2 separate regions of the Homo sapiens genome follow, and region 1 is linked to region 2. Evidence: chromatin loops called from intact Hi-C (ENCODE). Cell type or tissue: PC-9. All regions are shown on one strand.

The links. Peaks named below come from ENCODE experiments on the same cell type or tissue, not always from the same donor. Only the 100,000 strongest peaks of a DNase experiment are listed, where the experiment ranks them.
Region 1: it touches region 2 in a loop (4-fold over the local background); 2 of 110 quality-filtered maps call a loop at or near these places.

The regions. Positions count from the first base shown.
Region 1 is chr20:57,986,706-57,994,705 of GRCh38, forward strand. It overlaps LOC105372693 (a long non-coding RNA gene), which reads right to left. Exons shown (of 6, transcript XR_007067678.1): 3 at 2,598-2,693; 4 at 1,382-1,530; 5 at 996-1,084; 6 at 1-434. Among named protein-coding and RNA genes, the nearest start is that of LINC01742, 13 kb to the right of the region's middle. In PC-9, no CTCF peak of the experiment used is centred here; DNase peaks (open chromatin) are centred at 3,946, 4,686 and 5,076; H3K27ac peaks cover 3,067 bases.
Region 2 is chr20:57,897,936-57,905,935 of GRCh38, forward strand. No RefSeq gene overlaps it. Among named protein-coding and RNA genes, the nearest start is that of LINC01742, 100 kb to the right of the region's middle. RefSeq lists enhancers at 1,990-2,619, 2,620-3,247. In PC-9, a CTCF peak has its summit at 4,804; DNase peaks (open chromatin) are centred at 2,516 and 4,726.

The sequences.
Region 1 (8,000 bases), 89 kb after region 2:
AATAAACACATGCTCTGGTATAAATAGCTGTAGGGCTTTGACATTGCCTTTACATTCAAAATGAGTTCATGTCATGCTGAAAGAGGAGTCCCGAGGGAAGCAGGACCTCGCTGCAGAGCTTGGCTTAGGAGAAGCAGAGAGCTGGGTGCTTCCCCACCTGATTCCCAGCTTCTGCTCTGTGAGTTCCAAGCTGCAAAACTCTGGGCAAGTCACTTATCAGCTGTGATCCATCTGTCGCCGTCGATAGAGCAGCATCAGTGACTCCTGGCTTCCTCACAGGGCCACCAGGAGGGCCAGCAGATGACCTCAGTGGGAGACAGCAGGGCTGTTGAGACGAGGACTCCCCAGCTGTTGCAGGGTCCATACAGCAGTTTGGGGGACACCAGCCTCCAGGTCAAGTTCTGGTCTGCTGTGACCCGAGGCCCCAGAGATCCCTGTGGAAAGACTGAACTACTCACATAATGCTGACCACTGGAGTTTGCAAAGCCTGTTGACATTTGAGAGCTCACCTCTAAGCCACCTGGCTGTTCTGTGAGGTGGACAAGGTGGGGAAATGGTGCTTCTGCGACAGACAGTGAAGCTGATGCTCAGAGATTGGATCTCAGGAACCCAAGTCCCCAACGTGGCCCAGGGGGTCTTGAAGCCTGACCTGTGGCCCAGCCCCCAGACTCCAAGGCCAGGGCTCTTTTTACTATCCTCTGTGAGATGGAGATGGGTTTACTATGTCCATTTTACAAATAGGGAAACTGAGACTCCCAGAAGGCCGGGTGACGAGCCCAACTCATATATGCTCAGATCTGTGAGGTGACATAGGGTTCCTAAAAATCACGGTAGCATGCAGGGCCTGTGGCAAGAATGGGGTTAGGAGCACAACACTCAAAATATTACCAGTAACATTGAAAACAAAGACAGAAGCTGAATAAAATGATAGCACCATTTTACACACGTTAAATGCATAGGAAATGCATAAACACGAAGGTAAACATGGCACTTACCTTGGGAAAGATCCGAATTTACCTGTGCACCTGGGCCCAAGAAGAGTTACAGTTTCTAAGTGATTGTGCAGTGGAGGAAGGAGGGTTACCTGAAATGGAGCAGATGGTTGTAACACCAGGTGTGGACAGGTGTGGCTCCTAACCCACAGCTGAGGTGACGTTGAAGGGCCACGTGTGTGTGCACATGCTTGTGTGTGTGTGTGTGTGTCCTGCAGGGCTTGCCAAGCAGGATGTAGTTTTCTGCATTGGCCTAGCATTTCCTGAGGACAAAATCACATATAGGTAAAAACCAAATTCGCATCACGCTCAAATTACCACTAACATGTCAATCACACTAGAACAAATTTGTATTTTCAAGACAAGCCTCAGAGCAGAACTGGCTGTACCTAGTGCAGGGTGAGGCTGCAAGTGAAACACGGGCGCGCTTCTTTTTCTGATCCCAAAGTGTTCTTTACATAGAATGTTTCTGCAGGCATTTTCTTCTTTCTCTTCCTCTTAGCCTGGCTCCAGGCTGGCAGTAGATAGCATCAGCTACCTGCAACAGATGGGGTTGATGGGGTGGCGCGGGCAATGGCGCAGGAAAAATTCTGAGACTACGCCTGAACCAGCAGAAGGAAGCCATGATGGGTCATGGTGTCTTGGAGACACAGATGAGAGAGTTTTGTACTCTACTCCAGATCTGCAACTTGCCAACTGCGTGGGCTTGGACAGGAGACTCAGCTTCCTTGAAGCTTGGTTTCCTCGTCTGTAAAATGGGAATAAATGTAGTACAACCCTCACCAGGTGAGTCTAAGGGTTAAATGAGATCAGGCATGTAGTAAGTGTTCAACAAACTCTGATGACCTTGCTCCTCCTCCTCCCCTTCCTCTACTCCCTCTTCCAAATCTCCTTCTACTGCTTCTTCATAGTCATCTTTGTCATCATCACCATCATCATCATCACCATCGTCATCCTACCACCAAAGAAAAAAAGTCACAACCCCCCAGTTCCTGAGACATGGACGATGGAGCCAATTTTCTAGGAGCATCAAAATCTTAATGAATCCTCTGGGTCTGAGGTACATCATTTGTCCTTGCACCCTAGACTTCACTTACTGCAGGAAGCAAGCTCTTCCTTGAGAAAAGCAGCAGGAGCAAAGCGCTCCTTGGCTTGGTCTCCCCAAATGGCAGTTTTCCTATTGGGTCCTGTGCTGTGACTTTTCTTCCCTGGAGCTCTGCATTTGTGCGCATTCCTTACGTGCCCTGAATGATCTCAGCACCAATTGCCCACACGTCTGAAACCAGGAGGCCAGCTCCAGGAAGGCGGGACATGTCTGGGAGGTGGTTTCAGGCATTCAAAGTGCTGTCCACAGACTACAAGCATGGGCATCGCCTGGGAGCTTGTTAGGAATGCAAAATCTCAGGCCCGGCCAGGAACCATAACCTGCATTTTAATAGGATGCCCAGGTGACCCGATGCACATTACAGTTCGAGAAGCACTGGTCTTAAGGGACACAAGAGCCACAGCCCACTGGGCTCTGGGAGAAATGGCTATCCCTTGATATATTGAATGCCTGTTTCTTTTGGTATGTCCTGGGGATTACGTGCACATGTCTAAACTCACATGGGATGGTGTTAGAATCCTGACTCCAGCTGATATTCTGTGTGGCTTCAGGCAATTGGCTTCACCTTTCTGAGCCTCTGTTTCTTTTTCTGTGGTCTGAAATCATAATAATAATAGTTATTAATGTTTGACACAAAACATTAATGCATCCAGCACAGTTCTTAGCATGCAGTAAAACTCACAGAAAATGATATGACCACCATTGTTATTTGGGGTGAACACTGCAAGGTCCTCCACCAATATCCACTTTCTTTTTCTTCTTCACTAACAGAATCTCAATTTTATTCAAGCAGTAAATTGCGTTTCACAATAGGCACCTTAGTAGATGTGCCTGTTCAACAACGTTCGCCTTCCCAGACCTCCTGGAAACCAGAAATGACCATGTGACCATGGTCACAATCCTTTGGCAGCTTTCTCTCCTCAATAGAAAAAAAAAAAAAAGATTTTAGAATGTCCTTTCTTTCCTTTCCTCCCTTCTTTCTTCTTGGACTCTGGATGTGATGTCTGGAGACAAAGCAGCCATTTTGTTCTGGTGGGGATGAAAAGCACAGTGGAAGGATGGGTAAGAGGAGAGAAAGAAGGTGGCTGGGTTTCAGTAGCACTGTGGAGCCACTATTTGGATTGCCTGTGTCTGGGCTTCATGGTATGAAGCAGGTGGGAGGATTAAAGATCAATTTCTCTGACATACAGCCCAACATAGTCCTAACTAGTAATGCCGTCATCATAACGCTGTCATCATTATGATAGCTGTTGTTCCTGACCATCTCTGGCACATACTAAGGACTCATCCTGGGTCCTTGGTAAGCATTTGCTAATTTCCGTTGAACAGTTTGAAGGAAACTTAACCTGGGAAACAGAATTGACTATCAAGCTCCTTTAAAAAATGAGAATAAAAAGAAAACATAATCCAACTATCCACCAATAAAACCTACTAAATGCATTTTGACATGCAGCTTTTCATGTTTCTTTTTACAAACACATTTAAATATACACCTACTTGTAATGATAACGTGCACTGTGTATGGTTTTATAACCTGTTAATTTTCATGTATCTGTATATTACCATATTTTTCATGCCATTAAATTTTGCTTCTACAATAAAAATAACAAATCAGGTAATGAGATGAGCCTGATCCTTCACTTGCTTCAGTTTTGCCTTCCAAGAACTGTGTCTTTGCAACACTTATTTGAGCAGACATCACCCCCACAAATGCCTGAATGAACATTTCCTGTTGAAAAACTGCATCGGGAAAGACGTCAGAGCTGCTGGCTCACGTTTTCTGGAGAGCTTCTTACAATGCCCAGAGGAAACATGGGATAGTCACTCCTTTAACGGCTACTCATTATGTTCCTCCAAATACTGCTATGAAAAATTCACACCCATTTTCACAATGAATGCACATTTTTTTACAATGATGAAAATGATGTAAGACTTTAATTCTGAAGTTCTACTCCAGGACTTCAAATGCTTCTTGTCCTGCTTTGGTCCAAGGTCCTGCGTGTGTGGGAAGCCCTGTCTTCGGAAGGCAAGTGAATCAGAAATTACTTCTGAAACTGACTCCAATACTGATAATGTGCTGATAACAGAACGAATAGCATCCTTAGTATTTCTCACTTAATAAAATAAGACAAGAAATGATTTGGAAAAGCACCTGCGCCAAGTCACAGGGGCCAGGCTGCCTGAGGGACTCCCACCCCACCCTACCCCCACTGCACCCACCAGGGCAGCCTGTCCTTGTTCCCCAGCTAATTGTTCCTATGTCAGAAGGTGGATTCAGTGCTGCTGGATTTTTTAAGAGTGATTAGAAATATACATTTTTATTTGAAATCTTCCCATTTTTAAAGGTCAGCCACTTCTTAAAACCACAAAACCACTATTAAGAGCCACAAAATAAAACCAGTCCACAGGCAGAGGCGGGCCAGTGCTTGGAGTTAGCATGCCCTCCTTGCCAGCCTGTCTTGTTAGGGAGAGGACGGAGTTTCAGAAGAGACGTTGCCAGAGGGCCATCGCATTATGGTAATAGCCTTTTTGCTTAACTTCGGTTTGTCCACACCCAGTGCTTCAGGCACAAATGAGACAAATTAAAGGCATTCAGCTGGGAGCCAGCACACATTTTTTTAGTTAAGGAGCTGAGCGAGTCATTAACCGCCTAGGGCTGGTGGAAGGCGGGGGAGGCCCCAGCAAACCCAGGAGGTGCCCAGGACCCATGACCTCATTCTGTCCCAGCCCAAGTCTTCACTGCTTCATGAGGAGTTGTGACAGCGTGGCCTTCTCCAGCCCCACATGGCAACAGCAAGGCCAGGGAGGTGGGGAGCTCGCTGTTTCTGTTCCCCACAATCCAAGCCTCCAGACCCAGGTCTGGGATGACAGAGAAAATCCCAAAGAGTAGGCTTGCCGCACTTCACTGGCGTGGAGCACTGTGACTAATGCCCACACTTAGCCTGGTGCTCACTAAGCCCTGGCTGATACCACTGGGCGCTCACACTGTTGGGTGCCAAGGCCTTCCTGAGTCATCTTGCCTTCCCTCTAATTGAACAGCCTTCAACCTATATAGGATGATCAGCTCTTCTCGGTTCACAGGGGACTTTCCTGGTTTTGGTACTGAAAAGTCCCACATCCCCAGGAGCCCTTCATTCTGGGCAAACCAGGACACTTGGTCACTCTGAGTCTATGCAAAGCCCAGGGAGTTGATTTTGAATCCAAAATTGAGAAGTCCCATCCGACTGCAGAAGGGCATAATTTTAAAAAATCAGAACGTGGGCATTCCAGCTAGGTGGGCTGGAGTAAAGAATACTCGACTGGACTTTGCTTCCAAGGGTAGAAGGGCAGTACTGACCACAGCAGGATAGTCCTAGAAGCAGCTGGCCACCCTCCACAACCTTGCTACTCAAAGTGTGGTCCCCAGGTCAGCAGTATCAGCACCATCTGTGAACCTTTTAGAAATGCAGACTCTCAGGCCCCAGCCTGGACCAACTAGATCAGAATCTGCATTTTGAGAAGATGCTTGGGTGCCACATAGCACACAGGTTGGAGAGGTACTGTCTGTGGGTGCTGCGTTCTTACAGCTTAACTTGGTGAAAGGAGAGAATGGGGCTCCAGAGAGGTGTCGGGAACCTGAGCAGGTGCAAGAAGTCTCATTTCACCTCCCTGGGTTCCTGGAGGCTAAAGCTGTTCAGCTCCCAGAAAGGCAAGGAGGTCTGTCTACCAGGATAGAAGGACACAAATGAGTGACAACAGTTCCAGGCTACATGTCCCCTGACTATAGACCTTAGAGGACAAGGGACTTTGTGCATTTTTTTTATTACCCCCTCTGCCTAGATTTTCCAGGACCTTCCAGATAAAATGTACTAAATTCTGTATTAGATTGGAATGCTTTGGGCTGCAGGTATCAGAAACCCAACTAACAGTGGCTTAAACAAATAGAAGTTTATTGTTCTCACACAACGAGCAGGGAGGGGTGGGTGCTGTGTGGCTGGGGCATGGCTTGGCCATGCCGGCAGGGACAGAGGCTCTCCCTGCCTTCCCCTCTAGAATTCTAAGCACTTCCACTTTCTGTCCTCAGGTTGGTGGCCTTATGGCCTCAGGATGACCTGCTGCAGCTTGAAGCATCATGTTGATGCTTTCAAGACAAGAAAGGAAAAGGGGAAAGCCAATGAACATGACCTTCTTTTTCAGGAGAGCAAAATATTTCTTATAAATTGACCACCTACTTCAGCTCAAGCCTTGTTTGTGGTGCCGCAATGCCATCCGGACCGAAGAGAGTCTGGGAAATAAGTCACTGACAAGAGGGACAAGCAGCTGTGAGGAGCTCAGATCAATCCTGATCCATTGCCTAGAGCCAAAGAGAGCCAAGAGGGAGCCAGCCACGGCCCGGAGACGCCTCCTGTAGGTCTTCTGGTCTTTGCATAATGGCCCTGATCATGTTGGCTGTTCATTTACATTTCTGACCCCTTCTAGGTGATGGAACACTTAAAGGCAGTGAACATGTCTTAGTTGTCTCAATACGTCCCTGGTGCTAACATACCAGGCACAGAGTATGCTCAGTGGATATTTACAGAATGAATGAATGAGGATGCCCTCAGTGCCCATTAGCCAGAGCCACTCATCCCCAAATGTCTCGAGATGGTGGCATCGGCTTTATCTCACAATTGGCTTTATCTCCATAATAACTTATCTTTTCAAACTGGAACCAGGCTTCAGATAACTGGGGCAAAGTCATAGAGAATCATCTAGCTTGAGTCTGAAGTTTCAGTTCCATGGAGCCTGGCTTAGGAGTGCGATCAGAGGTGGTCAGCAGCTGCCAGACTCACCCACTCCCATGAGGCCGACTACATAAAAAGAAGGAACAAAATAAAAGCCAGCCTCTGGAGTCAGGTGAAGCCATTTGTTCTTAAGGGGAGTCACAGGCAAGGCTGCACTGTGTGCCTTAGAATGTCGCAGCTAATCATGGTCCATGAAACATGATGGGATGGAGCAAGTCAGACGATTCCGCCTGATATGTGCCATATGACAGCCGTTAAGTCGCTCGGTCTACTGGAAATAACATTTCATGGTGATCCAGGTAGGGGAATGCAGCCAAGAGCAGAGAGACTCCTCCCGTCTCGCTGGAGAACAGGAGGGGGTTGTTAGGGTGACGTCTGTCATTTTATGAGCCAAGTCAAGGCATATAAAAGCCAGGGAGGGCACAGGGTCTCCCCAGGAACTAATTTGGATGGGAAAAATAAAGATTTTATGTGCTGGCTCAGGCACTGGACTGAAAATCTCAAGAATCTAATCAGCGCCAGGTGGAGGGTGAAGCAGCTCAGTGGCTGGCGAGGACCCTGCGTGGGGCAGGCAGGACGTGGGGGCCACATGTCTCCGTGCTGGAGATGCATCAGGCTGAGTCATAACAGGCTTGGGCTTCAGCGACCCACATCTTTGGGCAAGTCGCTTCCCCTCTCAGCTCCCTCTGTTTCCACATGTGAAAAATGCTTGTGAGGATGAAAGGCAAGAAGGTGGAGGCCAAGAGCTCAGCACGGTGCCCGGCACAGAGCGGTTGCCAATAAACAAATCATAATCATAGCCATTAATGGGGCCAAGTCCCAGCTAGGGTGCCCTGAGGCCTCCCCCTCCCTCTGTGGCCAGGTGGTACGGTTGCCAGATTGAGCAAACAAAAATACAGGACACTCAGTTAAAATCGAATTTCAGATAGACAATGAATCATCTTTTTTTAGTATCCATATGCCCCTAAATATTTCATGGGACATACTGATACTAAAAAGTTATTTATTTTTTATTTGAAATTCAAATTTAGCCAGGCATCCTGTGTTTTTTCTGGCAACCCTACAGGGTGAGCTTAGGTGCAGCCATAGATGAAAGAAGGGATTTCAATGTCAGTGATGGCTGAGTCGAGTGGTCAAATT
Region 2 (8,000 bases):
GGTCAACCCAGTCCCTAGTAAGCTAAAATCCAACCAGAGCCTAAGGGCCAAATTGCATTAAAAATGTGAGCAAAGCCCTTTCTCCAGGCTCCATCTCCCTTACCTGCTCCCACCCTCTACCACTCTGCCCCGACAGGCCGCTGCCCCAGAGACTGCAGTTAGAAAACCTGAATTCAAACAATGACTTGCACCAGCTCGCTTTGACTTTGGCAAGCCTCTGAAACCTCTGTTGTTTCTTCATTGAGGAGGTCAAGGGCAGCATTGCTTGAGCACCTATTGTGTACCTAGTACTGTGCTTAGTGTTTGACAATGTTCTTTCATTTTACCTGCCAGAGCACGGGCTCCCCAAAGGCCAGGAACGAGTCTGGTTTCTGGAACAGCACTGTCTCCTCAGCACCTAGACCTGGGCACATAGCAGACAACCAAGGAATGCCCATCAACGAGAGGAGGCCTCACCTCATGGCGGCCATGTGGGGCAGGAATGACTGTAATCCCCCCTAACCAATGGAACAGCTAAGACTCAGAGAGGGTGAGTGTCTTTCCCAAGGTCACACAGCTAGTAGGTAGGTGAGCTAGGACTTCCAGCCCCGGACTGCATGCCTTTTGGCTATGTCACCTTAGCCACTCTTCCCTGCCACTACTGCCTCCCAGGTTTGCTGGAGGATCACATGCTGAGCTGCTCACATGCTGAGCTGTTCACCTGCTGAGCAAGCAAGCATCAAACGCCCATGGAATACAAGGTTCTAGGGACCTAGAACTAGAAAGACATTCCTTTTCTGCTAGTCTGTGGCTCTTCCAGGGTAGAGATGGAGCACCACACCTGGTGAAGAGCGCGGACTTGCAGGCTTACCAGAATTTGCCTGTGTATGAGTTTCTTCTTGCCATTGTAACAACTGACCACGACTTAGCTTAAAGCAACACACATTTCCTCTTTTACGGTTCTGGAAGTCTGAAATGGAGTCTCATCGGGCTAAAATTGTGTTGGCAGGGCTGTGTTCCTTCTGAGGCTCTAAGGGAGAAATCCGTTTCCTCGTCTTTTCCAGCTTCTAGAGTTTGCTTGTACTACTTGCCTCATGGCCCCTCCTCTATCTCCAAATCCAGCAAGCTCATCACTCCAACCTCTGCTGCCATTCCGATGTCTCTCTCTGACATTGACCTCCTGGCCCACCACTTCCCTTATTAGGATCCCTGTGATTACACTGTACTCACCCAGATAATCCAGGAGAGTCTCCCCCTCCAGCTCCTTACCCTAATTACACCTGCAAGGCCCCCTTTGCCTTAAAAGGTGGCATAGTTACAGTTTTGGGGGTCAGAATGCAGACATCTTTGGGGATGGTCTTAGTGCACTTACTTTGCTATAAAAGAATACCTGAAGGCAGGTAATTTATAAAGAAAAGAGCTTTATTAGGCTTATAGTTCCACGGCTGTACAAGAAGCATGGCACCAGCATCCGCTTCTGGGGAGGCCACAAGCTGCTTCTACTCATGGCAGAAAGGGAAGGAGAGCTGATGTGTGCAGAAATCACACAATGACTGAGTGCAGCAATTCTCCACCCAACCAATGGAAAAGCGAGAGAGAGACAGGGAGAGACAGTGAGCAGTAACAATGGGTGGAGGTGGTCCTACACTCTTTTCAACAACTAGTGCTCACGGGGACTAACAGAGCAGAGCTCTCTCCTCGAAGAAGGGCATTGCCCTCATGACCCAAAGACCTTCCACCAGGCCCCACCTCCAACACCACGGATCAGATTTCAATACGAGACTTGGGGACAAACTAGCCATGTCCAAACCACAGCTGGGACCATGACTCCTCCCAGCACATCGAGTTTGTGGGGTTGTATTATCAGAATTGCAATATGGCTTAGTTGGCTCAGGCTGCCATAAAAGAATGCCATAGGCTGGGTGGCTTAAACCACAGAAATGCATTTTTTCATGGTTCTGGAGGCTGGAAGTCCGAGATCAGGGTGCCAGCGTGGCAGGGTTCTGGTGAGGACCCTCTTCCTGGTTTGCATATTGCTGCCCCCTCGCTGTGGCTCATGTGACCTTTCCTGGGTCTGTGCTTAACGTGAGAGCAAGGTCTCCACCACCAAGGCCACCAGCCCTATCAGATGAGGACCTCACCCTTATGAGCTCACTGAACTTTACCTCCAAAAAGTTCAGTCTTAACACACGGTTAGATTGGGGTTAGGGCTTTAATATAGAAATTTTGGGGGGACACATTTCTGTCTCGAGCACAGAACACAGGAGACTGCTGGCTCCCACACCCTCCCTTTCTCTTCCCCTGAGAACCACGTTTCCCAGGCCACCCTTCCTCCCACTCGTTTCCCTCTGTGCTCTGCCAAGGGGAGGCCCCAGAGGAAGGTTGAGGGGAGGGAGGGAGGAGACACCCAGGTGTGTCCCCCTCTTTCAGTCGGCAGTGGGTGAGTCTCCTCTGTGGCTCCAGCTCCCCATAGGCAGCCTCAGCTCACAGCTGGGGGCTCAGACAACACAGTTCCTCCCTTTGTCCTGCTAGCCCAGGGGCAGTGGGGACTTCCTGCTGTTGCTCATCTGTGTTGCTCTCACTGCCCTGGGGCTTGGCTTTCCAGCTCTTCTGCCACCTTTATATGGAGATTTTGGCATGCACGTCCATCATTGGACTCCATTTTTCTGTCTGGGTCTTGACTAAGACTTCCCTTCACCCACAGGGCCTCGAGCCCTTCACAGGGTCCCTCAAGTGTTGGGGCAGGGGCTTCAGGTGTTGGTCCTCCTCCTGCCTGGCATCCTCTGCCCCGCCTTGGCAACGTCAGTAGCTGCAGAACATCTGCGTCTACTCCTCTGCCCATCCTGGGTCTGTGCTGAGGGCCCTGGGGTGCAGCAAGCTGCTAAGCCTGCAGCCAAACCTGGGTCCCTCTCTACTCTCTTTTGTGCTATTCTGTGTTTTCTAAATGGTTTGACAAATAGTGTCATTGTTTTTACGCAAGAAACACCAATAGAATCTTTAATTCAAAAAAAAAATCAGGGCTTTCCTCTAACACAATGTAACTTCTTTCTTTTTTTTTTTTTTTTTTTGAGACAGGGTCATGCTCTGTCACAAAAAAAAATCTCGACTCTTTTTTTGATGGAGCTGGAGCGCAATCTTGTCTCACTGCAGCCTCAACCTCCTGGGTCCAGCGATCCTCCTACCTCAGCCTCCCGAGTAGCTGGGACTACAGCCATGTGTCACCATGCCCGGCTAATTTTCTTTTCCTTTTTTTGTAGAGATGGGGACTCACTTTGTTGCCCTGGCTGATCTCAAACTCCTGGCTTCAAGTGATCCTCCTGCCTCAGCCTCCCAAAGTGCTGGGATTATAGGTGTGATCTACCGTGTCCAGCCCTGATAGAACTTTCTGTGCTCATGACACTGTTCTTTCTGTATATATTGTCCAGGACAGCAGCCACCAGGCGCAGGTGGCTATGGAATACTTGAAACATCTATGATGGAGGAACTGAATTTTAAATTTTATTTCATTTCAATGCATTTAAATTTAAATAGCCACAAGTACTGGTTACCACAGCTTTAGACTTTGGTAAGATTCCTGGAGCCCTTGTAGTGGGACTAACAAAGACTGTCTCTATGTCCTAGGATTTCTCTCCAGCAATTTCACACCCGTATGAAAGTGTCTTGTACACATCCCCCTACCCCCAAATCATCATTCAACAGGTTATCATTGTGTCCAGCCTTGTGTGAGGGGCATAAGGTGAGTCGGAGGGAAGCAGAAATGGAGGGCACAGAATAAATGTCTGGAGGTCTCAGGGTGGCAGACCAAGGGTCCCTGGGCTGGCGTGCTGGGCTGTGATGCATTGGTGACTTCAGGGCAGACCGGCTTTGTGGAGAGTAGGGAACTCACACCCACTCCATCACTCCCTCTTGTCTTCCTCCCCTAGCTCATAATACAGCAGATTTAATTCAAGGTCTTTTACAAATCCTTGAATGACACAGTCAGGAAAATATACAGAAGTCAACATGAAGTTTTAATTTTCCACACAAATAAATCTGCCTGTACAGCCCACACTGGAGCAGGTTTAGAGCCAGGCCCTCAGACAGGTGCAGAGATGCTAGGAGATGCTTTGCTGGAAGAGGAACCTTTGCTTTCCTCTGCTGACATCTCCAAATCCCAGTCCCAGGCAGTGCCAGTGCATAGGGACCTCAGCATGGGCATCCACTTCCTGGAGAGCACAGTGAAGGGAAAACTTCCTAAATGCCCAGGCCTCTCCTCCCTCCCGTATTTATGACAAGCTAACCATCTGACAATTCCTTATAGAGCTGGGTCCCTGAGTCCTAAATTCTGACCAAGGTGTGAGTTTGGCAGAAGGCTGTGGAGAGATTGGCTGGAGTCTCAGTGACAGGCTGGAAGCCAGCAAGGTGCTTAAGGGTCCTCACATTTCATTCTCCAAACCTCCTGCTCCTCCAACAGAGACATTTTGCCCTCTTAAAAGAAAAGAAAGTTGATGTGCAGAGAAGTAAAGAAACTTGCCCAAGGTGTCACCACAAATGAGCAGAGGGGCTGGGGTTCTAGAGGATTCTGGAAGATTCTAGAAGATTCTGGAAGAGGATTCTGGAATATGGGTTGGTTCTATTCACTATACTCAGCACACATCCTCCCAGGAGACAAATACCAGCACCACAGGAGTGGCTAAAAGAGAGGATTAAGGGCACAGAAAGGAGAGAAGGTAGGGTAGAGTGGGGGAAGAGCTCTAAGTGATTCATTGCATGGTTTACCTAACCACAGATTAACCACAAGCAACCATTTCAGCCCCAGCAGTAATGCTGGTCAGTTTCTGAATTGCACGCCTGTACTATGTAGGGCTTTTCTCCCACTGGTTCTTTTAAATTTGCAGCTTCCCAATGATGAAGTTGTTACCATCCCTGTCTACAGGTAAAGAAACAGGCTGAGAGGTCAAATGATTTGCCCAAGGTCATGTGGCTGGGGAGGGGAAGAACGGGGCCTTGATCCCAGGGGTCCAAAGCTGATGGTTTTCACTAGCACACAACTGCCTTTCCTAGGTGGCCAGAGCAGAAGGAAATCAAGCCGGACCAGAGTAGCCCCTTCTTGCTCCACAGAACCACAGCCTTGCCAGGTCCCAAGGCATTTGGCCTGTCCTGACAGTGATGGGATCTCCCAAAATACAGCCCCCTCAGAGACCATCAGAACTCAGTCCAAATGGGGCCTGGAAGGATTCTCCTGATGTTAAAATACCTCGTTCACCCCACAGCCTCCGTCGTTGCTCTGGGACCTCGTTGCTGACCCTGGATGACAGACCACTGCCTAGGATGAAATTCCCCTCTGGATGGATGGCTTCTGGTTTGGTGATGGAATGGATTCCAGGGCCTCTGAGGAAGGCAGGAAGCCTTGGGACTTGGCAATCTCCACAGGAGATGGGGTGTGTGCTAGGTGAGGCCCCCATCACCAGGAGCAAGGCCTGGTCCACCCTGAGACCCAGCGCCCACTTACTGTCCATGCCTTCACCTTGCTAAGTTAGTGTGTGGTCCACTTGCTAAGAGAAACAACAGGTATTAAGGGTTTAAGAAAAAATGAAACCCAAAACAAGCTCTGAAGTTCTGTAGACCTTGGCCAACTCTCAGCACAGCCACTTACTTGCTAGCTAATCTTGAGCACGTCCCTTAACTTCTCTAACCTTTTTCCTCCATTCGTAAAACTGGGAAAATTTGCATCTTTTTCGTGCATTCGTTTTGAGAAATAGATGGATATGTGTGTGCCTGTCAGCTCGACGCTGGGTGCAGAGTGAGTGCGCTAAGCACGGTGGCTTCCTTGACTGTAGAGATGCATCCTAGCTCCTGCCTGGTCTGTCCCAGGTGGACAGAGGTGATGGCATCTGGAGGGGTCCCACCTCCAATGTCTTAATCCAGGGCCTTTCTGTGGCATAGTGCTGAGCCAGCGTACTGAAAGGCCACAGAGAGGTGCAGCAGGTGGCGAGTTGAGCCCCCACCTCCCCAACCCCAGTGATTTTCCCTGAAAAGACACCCCATGCTTTGTTTTGTTGTCTGGCTTATGTAAACTTGCCTCTTGTTTTATAGTTGCTTCCCCAGCTTTAAACTAAAGGCTGTTATTGACAGCCTATAGTTGCTTCCCCAACGGCCAATCCCTCCAGCTCCCCTCCTGCTTCCAGGCAAACAACCCCAGTCATAAGGGCCTGCGATGTTCCCAGTCCCAGGGAATGAGTCCTGATTGGTCTAAGACAGCTAAGACAATTCTTTTCTACTTTATCAAATACAGATGACCCCTGAACAGCACCAGTTTGAACTGGGGGGTCCACTTATATGTGGAGTTTCTCTCTCTGCCACCTCTGGGACAGCAAGACCAATGCCTCCTCCCCCTCCTCCTCCTGAGCCTACTCACTGTGAGTAGGATGAAGACCTTTAGGATGATCCATTTCCACTTAATCAATAGCAGATATATTTTCTCTTCCTTATGAGTCTTTTAACAACATTTTCTTTTCTCTAGCTTATTTTATTGTAAGAATACGGTGTTGAATGCATATAACGTGCAAATACATGTTAATCAACTGTTTATGTTACGGGTATGGCTTCTGGCCAACAGTAAGCTATTAATAGTTAAGTTTTGGGGAAGTCAAAAGTTATATGCAATTTTTTGACTGCACAGGGAGTCAGCACCCCTCACTCCTCATTGTTCAGGGTCAACTGTACTTGGTTTCCAAGCCTCCCTTATAAGTCGGTATGGCCATGGGACCCAGTTTTAGATGTGAGAAGAGAAGAAGGGTTGCATCTGGGAAGGATTTCTTTCTGGATGAAAGATAGTCTTTTGAGGAGCGGCTCCTTGGTCCCTGCCCTGTCCCTCCTGCTGGAGATGCTGCATGCAAGGGCCTGATGTCTGGAATTGAAGCATCCATGTGGTGACCATGAGACAAGAAGCATGACAATAAAATTTCACTGGGTGGAAGAATGAGGAAGTCTGGATTCTTGATGATACTGTTGCCGTCTGAACATGCCCTGTGACCCTGTACTTCTGGGCATCTGGTTACATGAGCAATAAATATTCTTACGGCTAAAACCAGTGTTTGTCAGTTTTCTGTTGCTTGCAATCAAAAGCGTTCTTCACATAGGCCCCCGAAGAGTGCGTTCATGAGAATTAGAGCAAAGAGAGAATCCTGAAGCCTTGCTGAGCTATGGGCTCTGAGGTAGTTGCTGGGGGAGAGAGGCTAGGAGAGGAGGCAAAAAGAATTTTTCAGAAGTGCCCGGGGGTGGGGGTGTTGTGATTTGGATCCCTTTAATCTCCTTTGAAAATGCAAGTAGAAATTGGAAGTACATTTCATTTCCTTTTGATTATTTAGCTGTCTTTCTTTGAGGAGCAGAGGCTGAGCCTTATGCAGCATAGAAATGATCTGGGCTACACTTGCAATCGCAATTTGAGTTCTGAAAATTATCAGAGATTAAAAAGGAGATAGAATCAAAAGAAGCTGACATGATGATAGCTACGTGCCTTGAGTTCTCATTTGGAATAACCTAGAGAGGATCAAACAAGTTCATTGCCAAAGGGACTGGGGAATGGGGCTGATGTCAAAGCATAAGATTCAAAAATGTCGAAAACAGAATTCTCATCTAAGCACACGGTGAGTACATGCCAAGATTGCTTTATTCATTAATGAAGGAACCAGCATAATGACAAAGCTGACTCAAAAGAGGATGGAGAGAACTGAGGAAATGTTCAGTACAAAGCTGGTTTGTCTCCTGCGTCCTTCAGAGCCAAAACAATTTGTAAACTCAGGTTATCTTTTCTATCGGATGTTAATCATTTGCATCTCTTCTTGACACGCCATCATTTCCTACTTACCAATCTCCCACAAGTCAGCCTTTAACTTTTCAGAGCCTGGGCTCTGATCAATAGTAATGGTTAGAAAACAAAGTTACACCAGAAAGTCAGATAACTTTTATTCAGGCTTGTTAGACAACGTTCTAGTATGATTCGGGAAGCTCTTCACATGGTAATCTTTTCCCCTTATTTC